2 separate regions of the Homo sapiens genome follow, and region 1 is linked to region 2. Evidence: read pairs that join two places in POLR2A ChIA-PET (ENCODE). Cell type or tissue: MCF 10A. All regions are shown on one strand. Each heading gives the region's core, and the rest is flanking DNA. Links, peaks and the distances in the headings are about the cores only. Region 1 overlaps HOMER1 (homer scaffold protein 1). Region 2 has its middle 31 kb from the start of BHMT.

The links. ChIA-PET counts read pairs that join two places held together with the same protein. Peaks named below come from ENCODE experiments on the same cell type or tissue, not always from the same donor. Only the 100,000 strongest peaks of a DNase experiment are listed, where the experiment ranks them.
Region 1: POLR2A ChIA-PET joins it to region 2 with 6 read pairs; 3 of 35 experiments call an interaction of 5 or more read pairs at or near these places.

What each region holds. Positions count from the first base shown.
Region 1 is chr5:79,479,462-79,489,867 of GRCh38, forward strand. The region is part of intron 1 of HOMER1 (homer scaffold protein 1); the gene reads right to left. All of the region lies in intron 2 of LOC107986426 (a long non-coding RNA gene), which reads right to left. Among named protein-coding and RNA genes, the nearest start is that of HOMER1, 29 kb to the right of the region's middle. RefSeq lists an enhancer at 5,785-6,079. In MCF 10A, for the core only: no CTCF peak of the experiment used is centred there; no DNase peak of the experiment used is centred there.
Region 2 is chr5:79,137,853-79,148,258 of GRCh38, forward strand. No RefSeq gene overlaps it. Among named protein-coding and RNA genes, the nearest start is that of BHMT, 31 kb to the left of the region's middle. In MCF 10A, for the core only: no CTCF peak of the experiment used is centred there; a DNase peak (open chromatin) is centred at 6,309.

The DNA.
Region 1 (10,406 bases), core at 2,895-7,894, 340 kb after region 2:
TGATGAAGGAAGATACAGATTTGAAGATTCCATGTGCTGGCTCTAAAGATGAAGGGAGAGGCCATGAACCAGGAATGCAGTTCTAGAAGCTAGAAAAGTCAAGGGAACCATTGTCCCCTACAGCCTCCTGAAGGAGTGTGGGCTTCTCACACTTTGATTTCAGCCCAGTTAAACTGCTTTCGTACTTCTGACCTCTAGAACCATATGAGAATGAACGTGTGTTGTTTTAAGCCACCAAGTTAGTGTAATTTCTTATAGTAGATATAGAAAACTAATACAGTAATAGTGATAAAAACCATCATCCAGTTAAAATCTATCAACTCTCTACCACCTAAAATTATTCTAAATTCTATTATATGTGTTTTTTCATTAAGAATGTTTAATAGTGATAGAATTACCGAAAACCAGCATAAAATCTTAATAAAAGGAACTTTATATTTATTAAAGCAATTTTAGGCAATATGTTTGCCAACTGGGTATCTTCGACTGCACTGTAATTTGATGAAAATTAAAGCTCAAGAATAACAAATTACTGTCATGGGACAAGTTATAGCAATTGTTCAAAAGTAACAAGCGTAGTTGAGTAGTAAGTCTATTTTTCTCATTTCACTAAACAGCAAACCAACATGTCATTTAGAAATAACACTGTTTCAGAAGTAAAAAGAATAAAAAAAAAGAAATTCAACAAGAGAATCAGAAACAAAAGGAAAAATTAAAAAAGAATAAAACAACAACAGAAGAAGCAGCAGCACTGTTACAAAAATAAAACACCTGAAAAGTAGGGGGAAAGGTGGAGAAAAACATTTTGTTGAATTCCTATTACATGTAAACACCTTATATATATAGTCTCATTTACATTTCAAACAACTCTAAGATATAAAAGTAGATTTAAAAAATAATAACATGACTTGTTGGAGGAGGGGGCAGTTTAAGTAACTGGTCAAAGGTCACAGCTAGTACTGGTATTTCTGGGATTAAAATCCAAGACTAACTCCAAAGCCCATAACTTTTCACTACTTATAGAAACTAAACTTAAATTTCTTCTTTGCTTCTGAATAACTCAATGACCAACTCAAAATCTCATAAATTATAAATCTTTGTTAGTGTCATGCTGGCAAAATACATTCTATTTTCTCACTCTAAGACAGCCATATGCCCATGTAAGTTATTATACCTTTATGTAAATATTAGAAAATATTTTATTTCTTTGATTAGGCCAGGCCCTTCTAAAATCTGAGAATTTTAACTTTGCTCATGCAAACAAACTTTTCATAACTGAAAACCCACAAGTATGAAACATGGTCTCATTATCTTATTCACTCCTTCAATATTTATTGACTGTCTACTCTTGTATCTTGTGTTAGACACAATGGCAAGTAAAGCAGATAGTTCCTAGCCTTGTCAAATTAATGGTCTAGTGGGGAGGGGAGGCAGACTACTAAATAATCAACTTACAATGTGTGATGTGTCATGAAAGAATGATGCAAAGAAACAGGAGTACAAAAAGATACTCTTCAACCATCACAATGCTTTATTTGCCCCATATAAAGCAATAGTCTATGTAAGTGATTACTAATCATTTATGATACAGATCTATCTAAAACACATTTACATTTCATACTTTCCATCTTCTTAATTGCTTTTTCTTTCATCACTTAGGTATGGGATGATTACTGGGCAGCACTTTCAGAGTCTCCAAATAAACACTCTCATAGCACCAGTTATCTCTCCTCACGACACGTGTCACAATTACAACTTTATTTTTAACTGTGATATTTTAAGAGTCTACCCCCAGACATTTATGGAGTACCAGATCTATCCTTCCACCTTAAATAACTAAAACACTAGACAAAATATAAGAAACAAGTTTTCAGACACTGCACAATAAATAGCATGGCACCGTGATCTCTGAGAGGCAGGAAACAACCTTGCTCTACACATATTCTTGCTTACTGGAGAGAGCTCCAGACCACAGCACAGGGAAGGGAGCCATAACAGAGCCCTGAGTTTAAGACAAAGTTGAAAATTTGGAGAGGTAAGGCAGCTAGAATTTGCAGGACAGAGTATTAAAGAGGAGGGAGCTGAACACAGGTGAGCTGCACAGAAAAAGCACTTGAAATCTATAGAGGATTCCTCTCATGTTTTCAGCTAAGTAGTGATCAGTACATACCTTTGTCAAGACAGTCTAAGTCCAGAGAAGAGCCACTAGGAAGAGCAAGTAGAACAATCCCCAGGACTCACATAAAACCAGAAACAGTTCATGTTCATTCAGCCAGAAGGGAGAGCACATGGGACATTGGGTAAAGTTTCCATAAAGGCATCTCCTCAGTAATGAGCTAAAATTAGCTGTACAGTAAAAGGCTGCTCTGGTCCCACACAACACAGCTTAAAAGTAAGCTTTGAAAAGATCATACTGTTTCCAATCAACTTCACTGAGTCTCAGAACAAAGCTCAAGAATATTTAAAAGAATATAAGTCTGGGCACGGTGGCTCACACCTGTAATACCAGCATTTTGGGAGGCCAAGGCAGGCAGATCACTTGAGCCCAGGAATTCAAGACAAGCCTGGGCAACATGGTGAAACCCCATCTCTCCTAAAAATACAAAAAATTAGCTGGGCATGGTGGTGTGTACATGTAGTCCCAGCTACTTGGGAGGCTGAGGTGGGAGGACCACTTGAGTCCAGGAAGTTGAGGCTGCAGTGAGCCATGGTACACCACTGCACTCCAGCCTGGGCAACAAGAGTGACACCCTGTCTCAAAAAAATAAAAAATAATAGAATACAAAAATAGCACCCAATAAGATAAAATCCTAAATATCTAACATTCAGTGGATAAGTAAAACATAACCCATAATGAGCAGGAAATTCAATAAACAGAAACACACCCAGAAATGACATAGATGATAGAACAGGTAGACAAGAACATTAAGATAGTTATTAAAACTACAGTCTACATGTTCAATAAGGTAGACGAAGACATAAGCAGTTACACTTGAACGTATTAAAAAGCCCCAAATCAATTTTCTAGAGATGAAAATGTCTGGATGAAATAAAAAGCAGATAAGGCATTACAGAAAAAAAAGGAAACCAGTTAATTTGATAAGATAGAAATCAAAACTATCCAAAATGAAGCACAGAAAAAAACCCTGAAAAAAAAATATAGTACTAATGTGATTGATTACTGTGGGATAACTTCAAGCAACCTAATATGCATGCAACTGAAGTCCTCAAAAGTGGGAAGGATTAAAAATAATTGGGCCAGGTGGTAGCTCATACCTGTAATCCCAGAACTTTTGGAAGCTCAGGTGGGAGAATCTTGAGGCCAGGAGTTCAAGACCAGTCTGGGCAACATGGCAAGACCCTGTCTCTAAAAAAATATTAAAAAAAAAAAAATAGCTGGACATGGTGGCTCACACCTGTGGTCCCAGCTACTCAAGAGGCCGAGGTGGAAGAACTGCTTGAGCCCAGGAGGTTGAGGCTGCAGTGAGCCGTGATCATGCCACTGCACTCCAGCCTCGACAACAGGTCAAGAGCTGTTTCCAAAATAAATTATTTTAAGAATTTTGCTTGAAAAAATGTCCAAATCTGATACTACTATAAAGCCATAGATCTGAGAAGTTCAACAAACCACAAGCGCAAAAAAAAAATTAAGAAAACTATGCCAAGGGCAAAGGGACATCATAATTAAATTACTTAAAGCCAATGATAAAACCTTAAGCACAGTCTTGGGTTATGGAGCATATTACATACAATTGAAAATAAGAATGGCAGTTGACTTCTCATTGGAAACAATGCAAACCAGAAGAAGACAGAATATCTATAAAGTATAGAAAGAAAAAAAACTTGTCAACCTAACGATTTTCTACCCAGCAAAAAACATCTTTCATCTTTCAGAATTTACCCAAGTGAATTTAGGGTAATGAAAATGTCTTAGAACTACATAGAGGTGATGGTTACATAACACTGTGAATGTACTAAATGCACTGAATTGCACTTTTGAATGGTTAATGGTTTATGTTATGTGAATTTTACCTTAAAAAAAAAAAACTCTTAAAAACAGGAGAGTGGAATAAAGATTTTCTCAGACATACAAAAGCTGAAAGAATCCATCATTAGTGGACCTGACTATGAGAAAATGTTAAAGAAAAGTTTTAGGAAGAAGAAAATGATTCCATATAGATATCTGGATCTACTCAAAGGAATGAAGAGCACCAAAAGGGGTAAATATGCAGGTAAATACATATATATTTTAATTGCAAAAGTCTCTTTAAAAGATAATTGACCGTTTAAGTAAAAAAAAAAAAAAAAAGTGGCCGGGTGTGGTGGCTCACGCCGGTAATCCCAGCACTTTGGGAGGCCGAGGTGGGTGGATCACCTGAGGTCAGGAGTTCAAGACCACAGTGGCCAACATGGTAAAACCCCGTCTCTACTAAAAATACAAAATTAGCCGGGTGTGGTGGTGGGTGCATGTAATCTCGGGAGGCTGAAGCAGGAGAGTTGCTTGAACCTGGGAGGCAGAGGTTGCAATGAGCCAAGATCATGCCACTGCACTCCAGCCTGGGCAACAGAGCAAGACTCCATCTCAAAAAAAAAAAAAAAAAAAGTGGGGTTTATAACATTAGGATTAAATATATAACAATAACAAAGGCAGGGAGATAAAACTGTATTATTGTAAGGTTCTTATTATATATGAAGTAGTAAAATGGATCACCTAAAGGTAGACTGTGATAAGTTAAAGATGTATACTATAAACCCTAAAGAATCATTTAAAAAGAAAAGGTATAGTTAGTAAGCTAACAAAAGAGATGAAATAAATCATAAAAAAACACTCAATCTAAAGTAATGCAAAAGAGAAAAGAAGGAGAGGAATAAAGAACAGATGGAACAAACAGAACATACATAAGATGGTAGACTTAAACCCAATCATATCAATAATATTAAATGTACATGATCTAAACACCCACAATTAAAAGGCAGAGATTAGCTAGGTGCCATGGCATTTGCCTGTAGTCCCAGCTACCTGGGAGGCTGAGGTGAGCTCAGGAATTTGAAGTCCAGCCTAGGCAACACTGCAAGACCCTGTCTCTTAGAAAATAAATTAAAAAAATAAAAAATAAAAGGCAGAAATTGTCAGATTGTATATAAAGCAACAACCTATATGATGCTTATAAGAAAACCATTTTGAAGACCACCTTAAAAATCATTTTAAATATAAAGACACCTATAGGTTAAAAGAGGATGAAAAAAGATATACCTCGCAAATATCAATCATAAGGTCTGCCCCATCCCCAGAATGAAATCTCCATGAAGGCAGGGGCCATGTGCATTTTGTTCACCTTGTGTCTCCAACAATCAGCAAGACTGCACACAATATCTGTTAAGTGAATGAAATTCTTTTAAAATGTATGGGACCTTCTACCCCACATTACTACAATTCCCAGGCTACAATGTCATCATTGCTCAAGGTTTTGAAAAAGTATTTCCTGAGGCCAACAACAGCTGTTCTCTTTGCTATTATCTATACCTCACTTCCGAAAGTCTATTCTCTTTTCCCTGCCCAGTCTGCTGGGGGCTGAGAAACCTGATAACCAATCTTGTTAGAACTGTGTCAAAAGTAAAACAAAACAAAACAAAACAAAACAAAACAAAACAAAAACACTAGTACTGAGTGAAGGTGTGTTTTGCTTTCCCTGAGTAAAGTAAATATATTTGGCTATTCCCTGAGAGTACTAAACATTTCTTAGTTATCATGCTTTCTTCTCAACAAAAATATTTTGAGGACCAGCTAGAAGCTTCTTGCCACGCACGGGGTGATAGAGGAATAGAAAACAGATTTGTGGGTTTGGGTTTTTAAAGTATGGGGAGGGTAAGTAGAAATTCAGCTATTCCAACTGAGTTCTCCTCCCACCCCAACATTTTTACATATGTTTTTCTTCATCGCATCCTCACCCTAAGCTAAAGAGTAAGGCATGAACTTTAAGGAGTTAAAGGACTGACTCCTGGTGTTTCTGTGTATTTGTTCCATTTTTTTCCACAAAGTTTGGAACACGCTTTCCTTAGTGCGAATGTAATACATGATATTTAGATTTGTAAGTAACAACACATTTTAACATTTCAACAGGTCCAATGCTAGGTACTTAGTACATGACAGGTCATAACACCCATGGACTTTAAAAAATTACAAACTGTGGTAAGTGTTACCAAGGAAAATGAAGAGCTATGAGAAAGAGAGCAAACAAAGGCAATGGAAAAAGAGGGACCTAATTGAAGTTGGTTAGTTTGCTAAAGAGTGGGAATCTGACAGATGATAGTGTTTCAGGTTCAGGCAACAGCATGTGTATGGCAAAGTACATTCCCCAAAGATGGCTGCAACAGTATCTCCTGTCCCTCTTTTAGAACACCTTGTTATTTCCCTATCAAGAGGTAGAGTCCATGTGCTCTCTCCCCTTAAGCCTGAGTGGGCCTTTGTGACTGCCTGAACCAAAATAATGAGGCAAAAGTAACACTGTGTACTTCTTGAGTCTACATTGTATTAGGCCATTCAGCTTCTGCCTGCTTCTCTTAGGATACTCACTCTTAGAACCCAGCCACCATGCTGTAAGGACAAGCAGCCTGTGGAGAGGAATCAAGAGGAATCAAGACCTCCACCCTAGTTGACTTCCTGGCCAAGAGTAAAGACTATCTTGCCAACCACATGAGTGACCCGTTTAAAAGTAAACCCCACAGCCCTCAGTTAAGCCACCCCAGCCAATGCCATATGGAACAGAGATGAGCTCTCTCTCACAAACTCTGCCAAAATTGCACATTTGTAAGCTAAACAATTGTTTTTTTAAGCCACTAAATTTTGGGATGGTTTGTCATGTTGCAAGAGAGACAATGAGAACAATGTGCAAAGATCTTGAGGCTGGCAAGAGCTTGTCAGGTCCAGAAACTGCAAAGTACAGTGTAGCTGAACACAGACATAAAAAACAAAGCATCAACGCCAGCAGCAACCACAACAGCTAACATTAGGTATTTGTTATGTTATACAGGCATTGTTGTAGGTGATTGATATTCATTATTTAATCATCACAATATTGCTATTGATATGTGTTAATCATCACAATCCTATTGGTAAATACTATTAGAACATCAATTTTTGATATGAAAAAATGGAGGGACAGAGCAGTTTAGTGACCTACCCAAGATCACACCCCAACCCCAGTCTAGTACAAGAGCCCAAGCTATTAACAATAATGCCACATTGCCTCTCAAAGGACAGAATGGCATAAAATGAGGTTTAGAAAGCCAGATAAACCCCAGGTTATGCAGATTCCTATAGACTATGGTAGGAAGTTTAGATGTCAGTTTACAAGCAATGGAACACTATTGAGTTTTAAGCAAGGTAGGTAGTATGTAATCCATTTTATATTTAAAAGATCATTCTCGCTGCATACAGAGAACGTATCAGAAGGCAATAACATTTGACAGCAAAGTACCCTTTGAGAATAAAATTAGAAGACCCAAAATGTAATAGTTCATTGAAAGAATACATTTTGGCCAGGCACAGTGGCTCATGCCTGTAATGCCAGCACTTTGGGAGGCTGAGGTGGGAGGATCACAAGGTCAAGAGATCAAAACCATCCTGGTCAACATGACGAAACCCCGTCTCTACTAAAAATACAAAAATTAGCCAAGCGTGGTGGCGCACGCCTGTAGTCCCAGCTACTCAGGAGGCTGAGGCAGGAGAATCGCTTGAACCCGGGAGGCAGAGGTTGCAGTGAGCCGAGACAGCACCACTGCACCCCTGCCTGGTGACAGAGTGAAACTCCATCTCAAAAAAGAAAGAAAGAAGGAAAGAATACGTTTCATAATGGCTGGATCAAGCTAATAACACTGAACTCCATGATCAACTTGAACATACAAAAAGAGAAATGGCAAGACAGACATTGCTATGTGCCTCCCTGTGTAACGCAACAGGCAAGAAGCATACCACACCACCCATGACATAGCTTGGGAGGAAAAAAAGTAAAACCTGAATCTCAGCATGCCGAGATCTAGCAACAAGTTCACCACAAACAGAACAGAGGAACATTTTAAAGGATACCATGAGTCTGCCAAATAAAGATTGTGAAAAATTCTACAGGACAAATTGGGTAAATAAACAGCAAGAAAAGGAGGGGAAGGAGGCTGTTATAGACTGAAAGAGATCCACAAACATAACAACCAAATATAATGTGTGGACCATGTTTGAAAGCTGATTTGAATAATCCAATAGTAAAAAAGACATTGATGAGGCAACTGGGGAACTGTGATCACTTATTAGATATTAAGGAATTATTAAGTGATTTTTCTGATATGATAATGGTACTGAAGATGTGTTAAGAGTCCTTATTTCTTAGTAATACACAGTCATATATTTACAGGTAAAATTATATGATACCTGGAATTTACTTTAAAATAATCTAGAGAGGTGCAGGCAGTACAGACAAAACAATATGAGCCACATGTTAATAATTGTTGAAGCCAGGTGATGAATGTATAGGGGTTAATTATACAATCCTCCTTAGGTTTTTGTATACTTAAAACTTTCTGTACACTTAATACAAAGTTTAAATTTAAAACATTTTTAGAAGTCTGTTTAAGCTCCCAAAATCCAACTAAGGTGAGGCTGTAAAACTCCAGCAGGAATGACAGGCTAATGACTAAGTATAAAACCTCCTCCAGGGTTTTGCTGTCTGCTTTTAAGAACATGCAACCCGAAAGCAGACAACTATGTAAGTTAGAACAGGGGATTTATGAGAGGTGATTAGGCAGTGCCTTTAGCACTCTCTAGAAGAGAAGGGGTCCTGACGCAGCTAAGTGGTAGGTCACGATTGATGCAGGAGATTAATGCAGTACCAGATACCCAATCCACTATCCTTTTCCTCAAGCAAGCTTCTGATTACAATCTGGATTCCACTGTGGCATTTGTTTTCCTATGTGAGAATACATTTTTAATGACTTATTAATAAACTTCCATTCTAGTTTATACATCAGTCTCTTTGAGTTTTAGTATGGTAAACCAGTTCTTAAGAGCCCCAAATCAAACATCTTAAATAAGCAATTGGTAAGCTAAAAAGCCCAGACTGGGCAATCTGCTGACCATACCAAAATGCTGTCAGCTTTTCACCATGGACCTTTTTCTTACTGTACATCCTTCACATAGGTAATAGAGCTATTTAATGTTATTTTAAAATGCACTTATAATAAATAGAAAATAAATTTCTAACAATAATAGTTACCATTCATTGAGTAGCTATTAGTACATCAGGCACTAGACCCTTTGTATACATTTTACCTAAATCTTAAAGCTAGATGGGGCACATATTCTCATTTCACAGATGAGGAAAATGATGTTAAGTGACCTATTCAAGATCACACAGCCAAGATGAGGATGGAGCCAGAATTCAAACCTAGATCTGATGGTAAGCCAAACAGCCTCTTAAAATGTTGTAGACTAAATAGATTCCTGTGGTTTCACATTGTTACCAAACCCAAAATATAATCTCTATGAGAACATGTTTAATAATTTGAGTACCTAGTGAATGCCAGGCATTCTGTTAAGAGCTGTGGGGAATACACAAAGAAGAAACATACACAGACTCTATTCTCAAAGACAGTTCATCTAAAAAAAATCTTGTTAATAGAAGATAATTACAATATGAGTGGAAAGTAATAAATGCCATGGGGAGGTAATATATAGCACTATGAGGATTCAGGAGAGAGAGAGATTTCAAAATACGTTCAAGAAACAAACTCATAAAACAGCCAATTTTTAGTTTGACACCGTACCAATGGATTACTGTACTAAGTGGTGGACATTTCTATTTCTAAAGGAAAGAAGAATACACGGCCAAGCAACAGAAGGCTAGGCTCTACCATCAGCTAGCATTGAGACTTTGGGCAAAGTCCTCAGTTGCCTCATTTAAAAATAACACAGGCATCACACCTGTAATCTCAGTTACTTGGGAGGCTGAGGCAGGAGAATTGCTTGAACCCAGGAGGCGGAGGTTGCAGTGAGCCGAGATTGCGCCACTGTACTCCAGCCTGGGCGACAGAGCAAGACTCCATCTCAAAAATAAATAAATAAAAATAAAAATAAATCAATAACACAGGCACCAATTTACAAGAGGCCATTCTGTACTTGAAAACAAAAATAAAACATTAAAAAAATTTAAAGGGCAGAATCTCTAAGGTTCTTTCCTTCATCTACATGAAAAATCTACTTTAAAATGTTGATATATGATTATAGTAATTTTCTCTTCTATTCAACTTAGACTACAACATTCAAAATTACTAAAAGAGAAAAACAGTCCCTCTGGTGTCAAATTAGTACACTTATTGCATAGATGCTACATTTTTTAGGTGAACCGAAATTTCACTCT
Region 2 (10,406 bases), core at 3,208-8,207:
GAATCTATATGTGAATCTATATGTGAATATATATGTGAATCTATATGTGAATATATATGTGAATCTATATGTGAATATATATATGAATATATATGTGAATATATATGAATATATATGTGAATATATATGAATATATATGAATATATGTATATATACGAATATATATGAATATGTATATGAATATATATGAATATGTATATGAATATATATATTGGTATAGATATAGATATATATGTTAGTTTGAGACAGTCGTTCTGTCACCCAGGCTGGAGTGCAGTAGTATGAGTTCAAGCAATCCTCCCATCTCAGCTTCCCAAGTAGCTGGGACTACAAGTGCACACAACCAAGCTGGGATGATTTTTGTATTTTTGTAGTGATGGGGATTCACCATGTTGCCCAAACTGTTCTCAAACTCTGGGCTCAAGTGATCAGCTCACCTCTGTCTCCCAAAGTCCTGGGATTACAGGCATGAGCCACTGTGCCCAGCCTGTTCCCATATATTCTTGGTAAGACTTGCAGTTGTGGTCATCATCAACAAAGCACAGTAACCACCTCACAGAGAGTCATTTAATGGATGCCAGTTTTCAGAAGCATCCATTGATGCTTAATGTACCACCAGGAGTAATGATATAACCAGTATTAAACAAATGGTGTTGGGGAGCTACAGAAACAAGATCCATATTGTCTCAATACAGTTTCCAAAGAAGCATGGCATTGTCAGTAATAATGGCATTGCTATGTTTTTCTCACAATGGGAGATATGAAAGTATCACATGTGACAATAAAGAACAAGAGATTGTCCCTGTTCCTCAATAGGGACAGATGGTGTCTGGATACTATGAAGAATCTTTATGTGCACTAATTGGACAACAAGCAGTTACCTCTTCTCAACCCATTATTCTAAATCCTCATGAACATGTCACTCACTATACCTCACACAGGCCCATGAATGTTTAGATATGTTTTTAAATCAAATACCTTTAAAAATATATTTTAAAATCTAATTTTATATATATATATATATATGTAGGTGCTCCATAAAAATATTTTCCCAGAGCTCTCCACACCCAAGGAGCAGCCCAGTTGGACTCTGAAAACAAGGTCCTGATCTTCCCTTGCCCACTTAAACTTGTCTCTCCCACAGGATCTTTCATATTTGAAAATGGAAGTTCTACTCTTCTAGTTGCTCAAGCCAAAATCTTGAAGTCATCCTAGACTTTTCTCTTCCTCTTATACTCACATTCAATACATCAGCAAAGCCTGTCAGATCTACCTACAAAATGCATCCAAATTTGACTGCGTTCCACTTCCTCCTCCTTATTTCCTAGGGAGTAATGGACTAAGCTGCCATCATCTCTCACCTAGAATATTTCACAATAAATTTCTCTACAAGTTCCCTTAATTCCTCCCTAGTCTCCCTCAGATCTATTCTCCATAGAGTGTCCTGAATGATTCTTTTAAGAACTAAGTCATATCATGTCAGTCATCATTTCAAAACTTTGCAGTTGCCTTGTGTCACAGATCTTGAGTCATGCACTCAGATGTCCCTTCAAGGAAGGACAGGCTGCCCATCTGTGGGTTATGTGACTGCAGCCCCCAGCTGCCATCCCCTTCAATGTCAAAGCTGCAGACCCTTTGTTCAAAGTCACATCCTTCCCAGGCCAGCCTGCATCTGATGCCTGAGCAAAGCAAGGGCATAAAACCCTGGCATTCTGGCCTGACTAGCGGCAACTCTGACAGGAGATATTCTCTCCAGAACTCACCACCAGATTGGCCTAGGCATTTTTTGACCTGCATTGCAGTTCAGCTTCTACTTCTGCCCAGTCCTATCTCCTCTTCCTCTCTTTTCAAAAGTGTCAGACTGCACTGCAGTCTGAAGGGTGTCTCTGCCTACTCCTGTGCCTTCTACCTTTAATTTTCACTAGTATTTCCACTGCCCCTCCAGCAAAATCTTGCACTTCTATGTCCTTCTCAGCATGTGATTCCCAGAGGACAAAAAATGGCTCATTTTCCTTGACTGCCCTATGTGAAATAGCAACACACCCCTCTTCTATATCCTCTATCTTCATTGGGGTGCTTATTCTTCTCCATAGTGATTGTTACCACCTGCTGTGCATTTTTGGTCATATTTTATTCATTCACTCATTCATTCATTGTTTCCCCACAACATTAGAATATAAGCTCCTCAAAGGCAGGAACTTGACTTTGTTCACTTCCATACCTGAGTGCCTAGAATAATGCCTTGGGTATAGTAAGAGCTCAGTAAATATTTGATGAATGAAAAAACATGAATGCATATTTGGGAGACCCTTGCTAGAAAGAAGAAAACTTGAAAATTACAGAAACATTTCATTATTTTTTCTCAGACATCAGACTATTAGGAGCTGAAAATGTTTGTGGTTGGCTTACTTCCAAATTTGAACCTACACTCCCATTCTCTTCATTCCTACATGCACATATTTATGCTTCACATATTTGAGCACCTTATATGAGGCCTGACACTGGACTTAAGGGCTGAGAGGTACAAAGATGCCACTTGTCAGTTCCTGGATCAGTGAGGGAGACAAGCCCTCACTAAAGGACTTAAGTGCTCTAATAGACACTATGATTTGGATGTGGTTTGCTCCCACCAAAACCCATGTTGAAGTTTAATTGCCAGTGCAGCGGTCGTGGGAGGTAGGGTCTAGTGATGGTATATGGTCATGGAGGCAGATCTGTCATAAATAGATTAATGCCTTCTGGTGGGAGTGAGTGAGTTCTCGGTTTCATGGGAATGGATTAGTTCCCAAGAAAGCAAGTTGTTATAAGTGAGCCCAGCTTCTCCTATGTGTCTCTTTGCACATCCTGCTTCTGCTTTCTGCCAGTAGTTGAAGCAGCAGGAGACTCTCACCAGATGAGCTGCCTGATCTTGGACTTCCCAGCCACCAGAATCACGAGCCAAATAAACCTCTTTTATTTATAAATTACCCAGTCTCAGGTATTCCATTATAGCAACCCAAACAGACTAAGACCATAAATGCCACAAATGATGCTGTGAAGGCACAGAGAAAAGCTGCTTACACCAGCATAGTGAGGGCTGCGGTGCCCTGAGGAAGCCCAGAGAAACACTTCCATTCTGCTCACCTCTTTCTGTTCTTCAGACCCCCTAAGCTCATTCCTACCTCAGAGCCTTGGCACTGGTTGTTCCCTCTGCCTCCTGATCTTCAAGTGGTGGTACCTTCCTGTTATTCATGTCTCAGATCAAGTGTCACCCTTTCAGGGAGGCCCTCTTGAATACCTAAAGTTCTCCATCCACCCCGATCCCCTCAACCCCTAAACCTTGATTGGTTACTCTGTCAAGTAGCCTTGCTTTAGTTTTGTTGTTATTGTTGTTGTTCCCTTTTTGAGACAGGGTCTCGCTCTGTCACTCAGGCTGGAGTGCAGTGGTACAATCTTGGCTCACTGCAACCTCTGGCTCCTGAATTCAAGTGATTATCATGCCTCAGCCACCCAAGTGGCTGGAATTACAGGCACGCACCACCATGCTCAGCTAAAATTTTTTTGTGTTTTTAGTAGAGACAGAGTTTTGCCATGTTAGCCAGGCTGGTTCAAACTCCTGGCCTTATGTGATCTGCCCACCCTGGCCTCCCAAAGTGACTGGATTACAGGCATGAGCCACCGCACCAGGTACTTTTGTTCTTCATAGCACTTCACATGATCTATTTGGTTATTTAATTATTGTATACATTCTATCTCTTCCTCCCTGTGCTATAAGTCCTAAGAGGACAGGAACCTTGTTTTTCTTACTTATTGTCCCAACTCCAGTGCCTACAAGAGAGGGCTTGACACACACAAGGGACTTAATAATATTTATTGAATGATTATGTGGAAAAATGAATAAAAAGATAATGCTCCTATAGAGACATAAAGAAAGACTAGTGGCCAGGCTCAGTGGCTCATGCCTGTAATCCCAGGACTTTGGGAGGCTGAGGCAGGTGGATCACTGGAGGTCAGGAGTTTGAGATCAGCCTGGCCAACATGGTGAAACCCCATCTCTACTAAAAATACAAAAATTAGCTGGGTGTGGTGGCGGGCACCTGTAATCCCAGCTGCTTGGGAGGCTGAGGCAAGAGAATCGCTTGAACCTGGGAGGCAGAGGTTGCAGTGAGCCGAAATCATGCCACCGCACTCCAGCCTGGGCAACCAAAGCAAAACTCCGTCTCAGAAAAAGGAAAAAAAAAAAAGTGACTAGAAAGTCAAGGTGGGTGTGAGAGCAAGGCATTCCACGTTCCACATTAGGGGAAAAGCTTCTGCAAAAAAATGGTTTGCACTGCCTTTTTTTTTTTTTGGACAGAGTTTCGCTCTTCTTGCCCAGGCTGGAGTGCAGTGGCGTGATCTCAGCTCACTGCAACCTCCGCCTCCCGGGTTCAAGTGATTCTCCTGCCTCAGCCTCCCACATAGTTGGGGTTACAGGCACCCGCCACCATGCCCAGCTAATTTTTTGTATTTTTAGTAGAGATGGGGTTTCACTATGTTGACCAGGCTGGTCTTGAACTTCTGACCTCAGATGATCCACCCACCTCAGCCTCTCAAAGTGCTGGGATTATAGGCGTGAACAATCGTGCCCGGCCTGCACTGCTCTTTTTTCTTTCTTTCCTTTTTAAAATATCTTGCCCTTTCTGTGAAGATTCCAGAATGCACTACTGTTTTTTATCTCCCCAGGAGTCCCAACATCAGAAGTCTTCAGGTCTGGGTAATGGGATATGGTGATTCATTATACCATTCTCTCAACTTTTGTATCTTGAAATTTTTCATAATAAAATATTAAGGAAACAAAAGTCTTGGAGGCAAGTAAGTAATATAGATGTATGAAACAGCTCAGTTTTCAACCCAAAGGTGGAGCTGCATAAACCGGAAACAGCAGGCTCTGCATAAAAAATACTCAAATTTATTTTTTCCCCAAACTCTGGTGTGAGCTAAACACACCAGAGCCTGAATTCAGCCAGTTTGTGACCCCTGAACACCATAGGCTAAGACATGGATCCCAAATAATCTATTCACTCTATTCTGAAAAATGTTTACACAGAAATCCTCAACCATCTGGAGACCAAACCTCAGTAATATTGAAGAAACAATTTATTACATATTTTCACATAGCTAAAAGGGCAGATTTTGAATATTCCCAACACAAAGAAATAATAAATGTTTGAGGTGATGGGTATATTAATTACCTGATTTGATCATTATGCATTGCATATATGTATCAAAATATCACACTGTACACCATAAATATGTACAATTATGACTCAATTTAAAATAATAGCCAGGCACAGCAGCTCATGCCTGTAATCCCAGCATTCTGGGAGGCCAAGATGGGTGGATCACTTGAGTCCAGCAGTTCAAGACCAGCCTGGGAAACATGGTGAAACACTGTCTTTACCAAAAAAAAATTTAAAAATTTGAAATTGTTGGGTGTGGTGGTATGTGCCTGTAGTCCCGGCTACTCAGGAGGCTGAGGTGGGAGGACTGCTTAAGCCTGGGAGGCAGAAGTCACAGTGAGCCAAGATTGAGCCACTGTACTCCAGCTTGGGTGACTGAGCAAGACCTTGTCTCAAAATAATAATAAAAGAAAATAATAATATTAAAGAGTACCTCTATTTTCCAGAACCTCACTTCTGTTATGGCTCTGTTTTATGGCAGACTGCTCATTTTCTTACCTTCTCCAAAACTCCCCACAGGCAAAGGAGTTGGCTGCAGCTCTTCCATGCTCCCACTGCAACTTCCAACCATTCCTCTTCCACCCCCTGCACCACCCCATCAAAAGCCTCTTCTCTGAGGATCATCTCTTAACAATAGCCCACCTTCTTCCTGTCCTTGTTCTTTCAACCTTCTGCCTCCATGTCTCTCCACCACAGTCAGCAAAAGCTTGAACACCTCCTTACGAATTCTATCAACCCCAGCCATCAATCCCAGAGAACTCCAAACACCCACGAAGGTGACCCAGTCTGAAGCTGTCTTAGCAGCCACTTTGTCTCCCTCCCAGCTCACCTCAACTGCCCCCACTCCCTGCTAAGCCACACCTGAAATTCATAATGACCTTCCACCCTGAAATCCCACTCTCAGAGGCAGCCTCCCTCCTGAATCCAGGCCTCAATGAGTCCTACTACATCCGGGATCCCCAATCCCTTCGCCTTTCATTCTTTTTTCAATCTATCAGCCCCAATCTAACTTCACTTCTTTTCCTGATGTACTGCTTTGGTTTGCAACCTTAGCTAAATATTAGAATCACCTGGGGAGCTTTCATGACTCAGGATGACTAAGCTGGCTTAATCAATTACGTCAGATGCTCTGGGGGAAGGGCTCAATCAGCAGGGCTTTTAAGGCTCCCCCCAGTTGATTCCAACATGCAGTCACGGTGGAGAACCACTCAGTGCCCTGCAACCTAGATTCCATGGTTCATCACTTTAACCAATTTCCAGTGCACCTTCACTTCCTCATTCTTTTCTTCTCTGCCACATACTCCCCAAAAGCCCCTCAGCCTTGGAGCAATCCTGCTGCATACTTTCTCTATTCCTATAAGGAAGCTGCTGAATTCTGATGGAGGAAAATCACCAAACCATTAGCTTTCTCATGAGAATGAGTCTTACATAAGGCACTAACATAGTGGGATTTGAAGAATACCACCAATTCAAGATCATTCCTTTGCAACACACATTGACATCTAGCTCCTTATTGAGAGCTAGTCCTACCCCTATTGTTACCAGAATAGTGCAGTTAGTTCTGCATTGAGAAAAAATTATGAAATTCTCAGAGCTAAAATAAAGAGGGCCCAGTTGCTAACTAGAGACTCCTGTACTTCCAGGAGAGACTAGACTGGTTTGCCAGGTAATATTATGAAAATGTCTAAAGGAGAACTTTCCCCTTTGGGGGCAAAGATAAGGTTTGATAAGAGACCCCAGTCCCTGGATTGGGCCTCTTCTTCAAAACTAAGGGAGAGGAACTCAACGGAACCAAACCAAGGTTACAGGTTTCAGGGAAGAGGGAAGCCTTTCCCCTGGTCCCTGCTTGCATGACCTGTGAACACTGTTCTTGCCTATCTACCTCGAGCTACCAGCAGGAGAAGGAACATTGAGGCCAAAAGTGGAATGGTATGATCAGAAAAAGAGGGGCCAGATAACACCCCCTCAAATTCCCAGTTTCTTGAAAGTAGAGAACACGAGGCTGCTTCCTCCCCAGAAGCCCCATAGTTGGAATCCTGGAAAGTATGTGAGATTGGAGGCCATGGCCTTGTCAAAGCCATCACGGCATGAGGCAAAGAGGCTCTGGCCTTAGAAGAAGGTGGTTCCACCAGCTGGAAGCCCTAAAGCCCTAAAGGGAATCAAACCCAAAGAGTACCAGAGGTAGTCTCTCAAAGGTCTACCTCTGGTTTGCAACCTATCTAAGTCTCTCAAAGGTCTACCTCTGGTTTGCAACCTATCTAAGTCTCTCAAAGGTCTACCTCTGGTACTCTTTGGGTTTGATTCCCTTTAGGGCTTCCATCCTTGTCTCTCAGAGACAATGAGCCCCACAGCAATGCTGACTGCAATTCCACCTCAGGAGGTATCTTTTCCTTTTCCCTCCTCCCTCTCCCCATGCTAGAAGGGTACACGATGGAAAAGGGTGGGCTCTTGTGAGAGAACAGCACACACCCTACCCCTCTCTCACTCACACATACAAACACAAAATCACACACAGTCACCGAGGCTACAAACCTGGTATGTACTGAAGGAAAAGGGAGAACTTTAAATCAAACATGAACTTGAAGTTTAAAATGGAATCAGGATTTGTGGAGAAAGAATCTGATTGTCACTTTGGGTCAGATGTTCACTCCTAGTACAATCCACCATGGCCAGGGCTGGGTTATCTAGTGTCAAAATGGCTACCCGGTAGCCACCCCATGAAGGAGGGAGTCAGGCTTAAAAGACAGGCAGAGAGATGGTAAGTATGGCAGCCACCTCAGAGGTGGTTTTCCAGGAGTTTCTTTTCTTCCTGATCAGAAATTGGGACAAATTGGGAATGCTGAGCTTCTGAGAAGCTAAGTAATGCTGCAGGTAGAAAGGAATAAAGAAGCAAGACAAAGAAAGGGAAGCTGAAAGATACCCTTCACTTATGTAAATTTAGCCAGCCCAAGCTTATTCCTTTTTGGTTAACAGATTTCCTCCTGTAACTTCCACATTTTTATCTGCAGGTTTCTCCATTTATTATATACTTTATATGGCCCCACAGAAATCATCTTTGACTAATATATTACTAGAGCGACATATGACTATATTACAAGCTAAAAGAAAAAAACAACACAGGGTCAATAAACTATCTGGAGGAACATTGCAAAGCTTGGAAAAACTAAAAATGATTGCCAAGACACACATAAGAAGAAACAGGGAAAAAAAGCACAAATATCTTAAGGGTATAGGACAAGAATTGGGAATTCTGTCACATCTATGCCTGGAAAATAAGGGTGGTACACAGCACAACATGAAACTTGTATGATTACAGAAAACCGTCTCCAGGTGACTGCCCAGAGGTATTCACCTGTCGGAAACATATGACTGTCAAGATGAATCAGAGCTGTGTAAATTAACCAGTGGGTACAGTGTAGGCAGAAATATGTTTTAGAGAGAAAGGCTGTAGCCTTGGATTTGTGGGCAGGAGTAGGCATGCAGAGAATGAAAAACAGAACTAGGAAAGAGAACAAAACAAATTCCTAATTCTTTTCTTCAACTGCTTGTGCAATTCAGTAGCTGGGCTTAAGTTTCCAAACAGGATAAGAGATGGAAAGTAATGACATCACCTAAAGTATTAACATAACCTAAAGAATGGCTTAAATATTTTTGCATGTGAAAGGAAGTATAATCGGGAATAATGACTTTTTTTTTTCTTTTCCTTTTTTTGAGACAGAGTTTTGCTCTGTTGCCCAGGCTGGAGTCCAGTGGCATGATCTCAGCTCACTGCAACCTTCGCCTCCTGGGTTCATGCAATTCTCCTGCCTCAGCCTCCCAAGTGGCTGGGGATTACAGACGTGTGCCACCACACCCAGCTAATTTTTGTATTTTTAGTAGAGATGGGGTTTCACCATTTTGGTTAGGCTAGTCTCGAACTCCTGACCTCAAGTGATCCACCCACCTTGGCCTCTCAAAGTGCTGGCATTACAGGTGTGAACCACCGCACCCAGCCCTAATGACATTTATTTTGAGCAAAATTTTAAACTGTTTCCTTAAGCACACTCAGGACTGGATCCATAAAACCAGGTAGAGTGATTAACAAGCCTGCTCTCCAGTTCCTCAGCTTTATTTATGTTTCCAAATTGTAATAACCCTACTTAATGATTAAGAGCAAAAAATAGGATCCAAGTCAGTGTAAAGTGCATATTAAAATATTTTTCTTGCTAGATCATTATGTTTCTAGGAAACTTTTGGATTTCCTGGAACTATTTTGTATAATTTTTTAAAAATCTACAATAAATCTTACATGACAGATTCTGCTAATGAAAGAGATGGGAAAATGTTTGAATACACAGAAAGCTTTCTGGAAGTAAGACCTATGACTCCATTGAATAGTAAAAGGAAGGAAGAAATATTTTTAAAGATATTTAGCATTAGAGTGGCCTAAATGTTGTAAATAAACCCGTACTTTTGAGAATAACCTGTTTTGGCAAAAACGTAATTTCTTTTTTCCTTTTTTTTTTTTTAGACAAGATATTGCTGAGATGTTGCCCAGATTGGTCTCAAGCTCCCAAGTTCAAGCAATCCTCTGAATCCTCTGGCCTCAGCCTTCCAAGTAACTGAGATTACAGGCATGTGTCATGGTGCCCAATTTATCAATGCGATGTGTCTACAAGTGGAGTGGCACATTCAAATATTTGTTGCTGTTGTCATTTGTCCATTCATTTGTTGACTCAGTAGCATTAACTGAGTGTCTATTCCAATGTGCAGACACTATGCCAGGTGCTCGGGTGGAAGGAGGAATAAAAATAATGGTCATAATAACTACCATTTCCTGAGTGCTTATTACATGACTATCTCCTCAAACCTCACAACAAGAGAATGGCTACGTATTATTATTTACATTTTCCAGAAGAGGAAACTGAGACTTGCCTGAACCCACCTAAACCAGAAGGATAGAGCAAGAGTGAAGCCAGAGGTGGGCCCAGCATCTGCTGCTCCTTTTTGTTTTTTTGAGATGGAGTTTCACTCTTGCTGCCCAGGCTGGTGTGCAATGGTGAGGTCCCGGCTCACTGCAACCTCCACCTCCCGGGTTCAAGCAATTATCCTGCCTCGGCCTCCCAAGTTACTGGGATTACAGGAGCGTGTAATACCTGGCTAATTTTTGTATTTTTAGTAGAGACAGGGTTTCACCATGTTGGCCAGGCTGGTCACGAACTCCTGACC